Regions from separate parts of the Homo sapiens genome. Here region 1 is linked to region 2. Evidence: chromatin loops called from intact Hi-C (ENCODE). Cell type or tissue: HepG2. All regions are shown on one strand. Region 1 overlaps RIPPLY3 (ripply transcriptional repressor 3). Region 2 overlaps TTC3 (tetratricopeptide repeat domain 3).

Region 1 (5,000 bases), 73 kb after region 2:
CCTGTAAGGAGCCTCTGCAGACATTACATTTTCCCTGCCATTTTTTTTTTTTTTTTTTTTTTTTTTTTTGAGACGGAGTCTTACTCTGCTCACCCAGGCTGGAGTGCAGTGGTGCGATCTCGGCTCACTGAGATTCTCCTGCCTCAGCCTCCCGAGTAGCTGGGACTACAGGCGCATGCCACCACGCCCGGCTAATTTTTTGTATTTTTAGTAGAGATGGGGTTTCACCGTGTTTCGATCTCCTGATCTCATGATCCGCCCGCCTCGGCCTCCCAAAGTGCTGGGATTACAGGCGTGAGACATCGCGCCCGGCCCCAGCCATATTTTCATAATTCACTGTGATGAGCTAAGAAAGTGATGAGGCTCTTTGAAACCAAATCTTTTCCATAAAGTTGTTCACTCTTTGGGGGATACAGGAAGCTGCTTCTTTGTTAAGCTCTGTTCGTGATTATAAAACACTCCTATTTCCTCAGGCCCTACTTTATGGCCACAAGCAATCTTGCCCTGCTAACGGCTATTTGGCGCCCTGCGATCAGACAGGGCCTAACTCGGCAGTGGCAGGTGTCAGAGAAAGAATAACTTCTGTAAATCGTCCAGTTCTAACTGGACCCTGTTAAAACATTCAGCACACCTTTATCCACTTTAAAAACCTTACCCCACAAACATATGCAGCTTTAAAAGTTTTATGCCAGGCAGGGCGCAGTGGCTCACGCCCGTAATTACCAGCACTGTGGGAGGCGGAGGCAGGAGCATCACGATCTGAGGTCAGGAGTTCGAGACCAGCCTGGCCAACATAGTGAAACCCCCGTCCCTACTACAAATACAAAAATTAGCCGGGCGTGGTGGCGCACGCTTGTAATCCCAGCTACTTGGAGGCTGAGGCAGGCGAATCGCTTGAACCTGGGAGGCAGAGGCTGCAGTGAGCTGAGATTGCAGTGAGCTGAGACTGCACCATTGCACTCCAGCCTGGGCGACAAGAGCGAAACTCCGCCTCAAAAAAAAAAAATGCCATAAATATCCTGATTGTTTTCCAAAAGGATCCTTTGTCTGCTGAGGGAAATGTCTAAATATTCACATTTTATAATGAAACACGAGAACAGAAATGTGCACAACGCAAGCACTGCGTTTAACATATGTGCGAGTGTGTTTTCCTATGAGCCTGAGGACTGACAGGTGCAGAGAGGCTTTCAGTGGGGGTCAGCCTTCTCCTCCCCGTTCGAGTCTCTGACCGGGCTAGGGCTAAGAAGTGGGAGCCTGGCAGATAGGGCAGGCCCAGAAGAACAAACAGTCCCTGATGTTTTCCAGGAAACTGCCTCCCTGACAGTGCCCGCAAGTGGCCAGGAGGGAAACGCAACAGAGATCAAGAAAGGTGCAGGTAGGGGAGGGAGATAGCTCCCTAAGTGTTGTAGGGGCATGAAGTGGGTGAGGGTGACCGTGCTGCTCAGAGTACAGGGCCTTGAGGCCTTCCCTCTGCTTGAGGGTTTTTTGGGTTTTATTTTTGTTTTTGAGACAGGGTCTCATTCTGTCTCCCACGCTGGAATGCAGTGTCCCGATCTCAGCTCACTGCAACCTCTGCCTCCCAGGTTCAAGCGATCCTCCTGCTTCAGCATCCCGAGTAGCTAGGATTACAGGCGCACACCACCACTGCCTGGCTAACTTTTGTATTTTTAGTAGAGACAGGGTTTCACCATGTTCGTGAGGTCAGTCTCGAACTCCTGACCTCAGATGATCCGACCGCCTCGGCCTCCCAAAGTGCTGAGATTACAGGGTGAGCCACGCGCCCGGCCTACTTGAGGTTTTATTCTAGTTTTGCTTTGCTTGCCGGGAGCCCTGGTACAGGTCACCAGGCGTTAGTCCTCTTCACCGCCACTCCAGCCAATGGCATTTTTGAGAAATACAGAAGAGGGCTTGGGAGCTGGGGAATTGTCCTGCTTTGTCGGGCGAGGGCGCTGTTGAGCAAGAAGCGTTCCTTCCCTGCGCTGGGCAGCTCTCGTCGGTGGACTGCAGGGAACCCAGGGCGGTGCACAGTACCAGAGCACAGACTGGCGCTGGTCGCTCTGCGCAACCAGCTGGGCTCTGCAAAGAGCGGGCTCCGGGCTAGGGGTGAGGATTGGCGGGCTCTACAGCCCCCAGGGAACAACCACTCTTCCCACACCCACATCCGTGGACAGAACTACTTCAGCGTGACAGGCTACCTGCTGATCAGCGAGAAAGTTAACGTTTAACATTTCTCTGCAAGTAAATTTTTCTCACAAACGGCCTTATCAAAACAGAAAACAAAACCCAAAACCATCTGTCTTACTTAGGGAGCGTGCTATCGTATTTTTATTCCTGCAAGAAACTGATAGGCTCCACATCCATTTCATTTAAAAGAAAACTGGATAATTGTAAACATCTATATTCTCACACAAGCACCTTTAAATTTTATGTTTAAGAACTAAGTTTGAATGCAAAAGAAGGGATTTTACATTATTTAGATATATGTATAAATAATCGGGGACTAAAAATCATCTCTTGTTAATTGATTTATCTTTTATCTGCTTCCTTCTTTGAAGTAAATTAAAATTCCCAATATTCAGATTAATTTAATAAAGTCGTGTAAATATCAAAATACGGTGAAGGTCTGTTTTCCCACAATCAAGTTTTCTTACCATATTACAAATAACTGCACGTTAGTCCATATAACACGTGTTACGTAAATTCAATACATGGTCTTTCCCAGCCTAATTCTTCAGTGTTTTAAGAGTCATCAAAAAAAAAAAAATTAAGTAAAAGTCATCAATTTATATTTTAAAATGTAACAAAGGAAAGGTAAATTCTATGAAAGCAAGTCATTACATCAGTAAGTATAAAGCAACTGAGTTACCAATGCAGAGTAACAAAAGAATGGTGGAGGTCATTAATCTTGCCCACAAAGCCCTCTGCTTGAGTGTATTTGCTCAGACAACATGAGATACCCCAGGAGTGCTTGACGGGGCTGAAAGTGCTTCAGAAAGGGCCAGACGCGGGGTGGGGGCTTTTAACGGCAACTCTGGGCACCTCAGATGGGGCTCAGTCCTATTTGCTCTGTGGCACCGGCCCAACGCTAATGGTGCTCTAAGCTTTTCTCCAAGGCAAGCGATAGTGGCAGCCTCTCCCCTCCCCTCCCGACCTGTTGCTTTGCAGAAGAAACCGCAACAGGGAGGACATTCCTTATAATTCCCATGAAACGACTACGGTTTTTTTTTTTTTTTTTTTTTTTTGAGATGAGTCTTGCTCTGTCGCCCACACTGGAGTGCAGTGGCATGATCTCGGCTCCCTGCAACCTCCGCCTCCCGGGTTCAAGCGATTCTCCTGCCTCGGCCTCCTAAGTAGCTGGGATTACAGGCGCCTGCCACCATGCCCAGCTAATTTTTATATTTTTAGTAGAGACGGGGTTTCGCCATCTTGGCCAGGCTGGTCACGAACTCCTGACTTCAGGTGATCCACCCGTCTCGGCCTCCCAAAGTGCTGAGATTACAGGCCCGAGCCACCGCGCCCAGCCTACGATTATGCTTTTATAGTGGGTATGCTTTTTTAGGAAGGAGAAGCCACCAGGAGCCCAATCTATAATGCGAGTCAGGTCTGATTAACACCTTACTCATTCAGGTTCCAACTCCCAGACCCCGAGGCGCTCCTGGGTTAGACGCCCAAGGGACGGCCCTGCGCAGAAGGCCATTCACGGTCCCTGTATTTTAAAAGACGATGCCACTTTCTGGCTGGAAGGGTTACCTACAACGCCCGCACTGAACCTTACCGGCCTTCCAGTTCTGGTCAGCTCAGCATCTCCAGGTGTCTGGATCCAAGGTCGCCACGGCGCGGGGCTGGAACGGCAAGCGCCAGGAGAGAGTGAACCCTGGGCACTTCTGCTGCCTTCAAACTATGCCATGAGAGCTATTCTTAGTTCCAGTGTCTGCCTGAAAAAGAGGCACCGGACCCCCCAGGAACTTTCCCTGGAGTTCTCAGGGCTGTGGATAAATTACTGTCATTTGTGTTTTTTCTCTCCTGCTACGTCCCCAGTTCTCTGTCTCCAGTTAAGCTTTGAGAAGGGAGGTCCCGAATCTCACACAATTATCAGGGAACCCATTAGTTGAGAGATTTCTCTCCCTGCAAATCCTGGCTGAATTGTTCAATTCGGGGTTCCCCAACTATAGCTGTCTACTTTGTCCCCGGTTAATTTCAATCACACCACCTTGGTCACGGAAGGAGATTGATTCTACAGAGATGATTTTACAGAGTTGTAGGATGAAAAACAAACAAACAAAAAAAGGGGGCTGGGCGCGGTGGCTCACACCTGTAATCCCAGCACTTTGGGAGGCTGAGGTTACTGGATCACTCGAGGTCAGGAGTTCGAGACCAGCCTGGCCAACATGGCGAAACCCAGTCTCTACTAAAAATACAAAAATTAGCCGGGCGTGGTGGCAGGCGCGTGTAATCCCTGCTACTCAGGAGGCTGAGGCAGGAAAATCGCTTGAACCCGGGAGGCGGAGGTTCCCGTGAGCCGAGATCACGCCATTGCACTCCAGCCTGGGCGACACAGTGAGACCCTGTCTCAAAAAAAAAAAAAAAAAAAAAAAAAAGAGGGAATCTTTCTCCTGCCTGGCTACCTGGCCCATCCGGCCTACCCGGTCCCTTCCCTACCTCCCTGGCTAATTTGATTTCCTACAACGTTACTGTCTTTAAAAGGGTTGGTGCCCAGGGACAGCGAACGCCGAGCCCCCAATCCAGGGACAACAGAAACGGCTACCGAGAAAGTAGCAAGGTGAGAGATTGCCTTTGCAAGGCTGGCTTAGGAGCCCGAGACTGCAGTGTCCCCGGCTGGCTAACTGAGATCTCCTCTACACGGAAGCGTCGGCCCCTTTCCTGGCCAGCTACATCCTGGGCCTCCGCACTTCAGAGCTGTGCGTTGGAACCGGAGAACTGAGCGCCCCTCCCGGGAACCCGGCTGCCGGCTCAGGAGCTTGCTTGGCGTCGCCGTCGAG
Region 2 (5,000 bases):
TATGAGGTATATGCTAATCTCACTTGTCTTACAAATTTTTTTGGCATAAAATACAGAAAGAGCCAAGAACTGTCACAGCCCACACATCATGGCATCAATTACAATACAATTAATGTGCTCATACCTGGCAGACTGATACTGGTCATTCAAGCCTAGCGAATCTCACTGATAACACACACAGCACCAATTGTACTGTAATTACGACACTGGGGTATATTTTATTTTCTATTTTGTTTTGGTTTGTTTGTTTGTTTGTTTGAGACACAGTCTCACTCTGTCGCCCAGGCTGGAGTGCACTGGCACGATCTCGGCTCACTGCAACCTCCACTTCCCGGGTTCAAGCGATTCTCCTGCCTCAGCCTCCCAAGTAGCTGGGACTACAGGTGCCCACCACCACGCCCAGCTAATTTTTGTATTTTTAGTAGAGACAGGATTTCACCATATTGGCCAGGCTGGTCTTGAACTCCTGACCTTGTGATCCGCCCGCCTCGGCCTCCCAAAGTGCTGGGATTACAGGCGTGAGCCACCGCACCCGGCCTTGTATTTTGTTTTTAACTAGAGAGGCAATGTGACAAAGTGGTTAAGAACAGGGACTCTGCAGCCAAGACTCTGGGCTTGAGTCCTGGCTCTCTTGTTTCCTTGGGTGTGTGATCTTGGGCAAGTTACTTAACCTCTCTGTGCTTCCTCTGTGTTTCCTCGCATATCAAATGGGGATAACGATACTACCTACCTGATCAATCTGTTAATACATGTAAAGAGCTTAGAAGAGTACCAGGTATATGGGAAATGCTATAAATACCAGCTATCATTAACATTAATGTTAGATGAGTATTTTTAAAATCCACTGTTTGGATGCTTCCAGCTAAATAGTCTACCTTAATTGCTAAATCCAAAGAGCACTTTTCAGCTTACAACTTACTTGACGCTGTGGACCACTTCCTCCTCAGAACTCTTCATTTGGACTCCAAAGACCATCTTCTCCTGGTTTTCCTCCTATTCGTCTGGCTGCTCTTCCTCAGTTTCCTTCATGGGTTCTTCTTCTCCATTCCCCGCCACCCAATGTCAACTCTCTTTTCTTCTCACTCTTACTCTCTCCTTGGGTGAATTTATCCACCACACCCATGACTTAACACAGCACTTTCTGAACTTGCATCGTTTGCATAGCTTCACCGTGATTTTTGCCATTTCCATGTATCACATATATTTTTAGTTAATATTTCCCTTTTATTGAGCTCACTTGGCCTAAGTGATAATGTCCATGATTATCAAAGGTTAGATGTGCAAGTTATGTTTCTCATACACATTAAATTCCTATCTATTAAAATTTTTTCAAGTGTTTATCTATGTACCAGTTTAAATTATCTCATATGCACTGCAGTAAACAATGGCTTCCAAAATTCCAAATGCTGAAGACTCCCAAATCCTTCCAGGCGGGGTTGTATCTCTTGACTTCTAGACCCTACTAGAACTACTACAGGATCTTAACCAAGATGTCCCACAAGCCCCTCTGAATCAGGAAGTTCAAAAACAAACATCTTTTCCTCAAAAACAAACATATGAAATGAAGTTCTTTCCTCTTTCTGTATGCTGTTTATCAGTTAATTGTTCTACATGTCATTTTACTGCCCAAACCTAAACCCTGGGAGTCAACCTAGACTCCCCAGTCTCCTTCAATATTTCTGTCCAATGGACCACTAACTCTTGTCATTTCTGCTTCCCTAAGAAATCTAAAATTAGCACACATATACTTCTTCATGCCCAGTGCCACTGCCTTCACTGTTTCTCCTCTGAACTAATTTAACAAGCAGTCTCCTAACTGGTCAGACTTGCCTTCAATCTTGGCATCCTCTAAAACTCTGATCATATCACTTTACTGCTTAAAACCATGCAACAGCTTCCCTTCAGCTTGAGAATAAAGTCCAACTTCCCTAATATAAGCATAGAAGACCTTTTGTGATCTTGCTCCTGCTTTTATCCCCAGTCACTCCACAACACACAACCTAGAAGCCAGTCATACCCAACTGCTTGTCCTTCCTAAACAAAACTTATTCTGCAACCACCTAATGTCTATTAGTTCTTAATACTCAATTTCAGGAAGCATTTCCTGATCTTCCCACTACCATCAAGTTGATTTTTGCACCTCTTCTCTGTAAACAAGAGCACCCTGCCCATGTCTCTGACAGCAGTTTTCACATTGTTTGACCATCACAGGTTTATCTCTGCAGGGTCACTATGGATCCAGAGGATATATTGTGCAATCCATTTGCCATCTGTACTGCTATTTACTTAATACTTTTCTTTAGGATAACTCAAATCTTAACTTAGATGTAAACTAGTTTTAATGGAAATGTTGGTATCACCAAGAAAGCTTGCTTGGTACCATAAAATTTTTTATAATACAATCAAACAAAAATATACTACTAAAATTAAATATTAAAATAAAGAGCTTCTGATCCCATCAGTTATGGTCAACTATACACTCTGGGGGAATGTACTGTTGGGAGGAAAAAGGTATATCCTAGATTAAAAAAAAAAACACTTTTTGGATGTTTTTGCTGAGCTCATAGAAATAGGGGAACATGTGAAGGCACCCTCTCCACGCAAAAGCAACAAACCTTGAGCTAGAAATTAAACCTGGCTACAGTTTAGTGCTACAAGTAGTGGTGCCAAGAGCAGTAATAGGATCAGGACACTGAGCCCTGGGCCAGAAGCAAAATGTAGGAACTCAAAAGTGATGCCAGCTAAACTTTCTGGCTCCCAGACAAAGCTGATAGAAATGCTTTCAGAAAGCAAGCATCCTCAAATTAGACTCTCAAGATCACCACAAAGATCAAACAGAAGTTCATAATCAATGATCACCAAACACATGAGGTGACAGCTACATTGAGGAGAGACAACAGAAAAAAAAACAAAAAAGCAATAAATTTAGACATCCCCCTCCTCAAGGATATCAGACATTGGGAATGTCTGATATAGTCTACAGAATAGCTATAGAGTCACAAAAATCAGCATATAACATGAGAACATGAAGAATGACTGGACATATCAAAAAAGAACCAGGCAGAACTTTTAGAAATTAAAAATGCGGCCGGGCATGGTGGCTCATGCCTGTAATCCCAGCACTCTGGGAGGCCAACGTGAGCAGATGACGAGGTCAGGAGATCGAGACCATCCTGGGTAACACGGTGAAACCCCGTCTCTACTAAAAATACAAAAAAATTAGCCGGGCGTGGTGGCGGGCGCCTGTAGTCCCAGCTACTCGGGAGGCTGAGGCAGGAGAATGGCGTGAACCCGGGAGGCGGAGCTTGCAGTGAGCTGAGATCGCGCCTCTGCACTCCAGCCTGGGCGACAGAGAGAGACTCCATCTTAAAAAAAAAAAAAAAAAGTAATTAAAAATGCAATTGTTAAAAGAAAAAAAAGAGACAGGATGGGTTACAGAGGATATTAGGCACAGTTGAAGAGAAAATTGGTGAACTAAAATATATGCCTTATGAAATTATCCAGCACTGTAAATTCTGGTAAAGAGAAACAAAGAGATAAAAAATATGAAAGATAAAGAATAAGTGATCTGGAAACAGTTTAGTGTATATATATATCCAGTTAAAGTTCCAGCAGGAGAGAAGAGACTAATGAGACATAATATTTAAAGAATACAGGGCTCAGAAACTTCTAGATCTCATGAAAGACAAAATGCAGAATCATGAAACACATGCATCCAAAATAGGATAAATATAATCTCTATCTAGACTTAGAAGTGAAATGATGTAACACAAAAGACAGAAAATCCAATGTAACTAAAAGAAAAATGATATTTTCTTCAAAAAACGCATAAATAGGCTGGGTGCAGTGGCTCACGCCTGTAATCCCAGCACTTTGGGAGGCTGAGGCGGACAGATCACGAGGTCAAGAGATCAAGACCATCCTGGCCAACATGGTGAAACCCCATCTCTACTAAAAATACAAAAATTGGCCAGGCATGGTGGCAGGTGCCTGTAGTCCCAGCTACTTGGGAGTCTGAGGCAGGAGAATCGCTTGAATCCAGGAGGCGGAGGTTGCAATGAGCCAAGATGGCGCCACTGCACTCCAGCCTAACAACACAGCAAGACTCCACCTCAAAAAAAAAAAAAAAAAAAAAAAAAAAGGCATAAATAAAACTGGCAGCACACTTTGTATAAGCAACAGCAGAATAGTATTCCTACCCTACTGACAGAAAAGAAACACCAACCTACAATTGTACATCCATCAAAATGATCTGTCAAGAACAAAGGTAAAATAAAAATACTTTTAGATTTTTTTTAATATCTAAAACTGAGTCAAACACCAACCAAGACACCTGGAACATAACCAATTAAAAGACAGAAGTTGTCTGGTGAGATTAAAAGAAAAATCCAGTAGTATGTCCCTTATAAGAGACACTTAAAATGTAAGGACACTAAAAAAAATCAAAGTAAAATGAAAGAAAAGAATATTCCAGGTAAATTAGCACCAAAAGAAAGACGGGATCAGACAAAAAGCCTCTAAGACAAAGAAGCAAACTTAGAGAAGATCACAATATAGTAAAGGTTCGAGCCACTAGGAAAAAAATGTTAAGCTTGCATGTAGCTAATAAAAGTCTCAAAATACAGAAGAACAAAAATTGTTAGAACTACAGGAAATCTGTTAGAAACTAGTAATGGTGGAATATTGCAACACACTTCTCTCAGTTAATGATAGGATAAACCAAAATTAATAAGGATAAAGACTATCAGAACAACACAAATAACAAGCTTTACCTAATAGACACTTAACAATTACAGAATATATACTCTTCACAAGTGTACACAGAACAGTTCTAATAATTCACTATGTACAAGGCCATAAAGCAAGGGCAAAAAAAAAAAAATGCTAAAAAGATAAAATATTCTCTGGCAACACAAGTAAGAAATCGATAATTAAAGGAAAACAATATAGACACATTTGAAAATTTAAAAATGTCTAAGTAACTCATAAGTCAAAGAAAA

The links. Peaks named below come from ENCODE experiments on the same cell type or tissue, not always from the same donor. Only the 100,000 strongest peaks of a DNase experiment are listed, where the experiment ranks them.
Region 1: it touches region 2 in a loop (5-fold over the local background); 34 of 110 quality-filtered maps call a loop at or near these places.

The regions. Positions count from the first base shown.
Region 1 is chr21:37,006,999-37,011,998 of GRCh38, reverse strand. It overlaps RIPPLY3 (ripply transcriptional repressor 3), which reads right to left. Exons shown (of 4, transcript NM_018962.3): 2 at 3,776-3,842. Among named protein-coding and RNA genes, the nearest start is that of RIPPLY3, 2.8 kb to the right of the region's middle. RefSeq lists an enhancer at 1,846-1,905. In HepG2, a CTCF peak has its summit at 1,949; a DNase peak (open chromatin) is centred at 1,948; H3K4me3 peaks cover 1,936 bases; H3K27me3 peaks cover 372 bases.
Region 2 is chr21:37,080,251-37,085,250 of GRCh38, reverse strand. All of the region lies in intron 1 of TTC3 (tetratricopeptide repeat domain 3), which reads right to left. Among named protein-coding and RNA genes, the nearest start is that of TTC3, 9.5 kb to the right of the region's middle. In HepG2, no CTCF peak of the experiment used is centred here; a DNase peak (open chromatin) is centred at 2,190; H3K4me3 peaks cover 467 bases.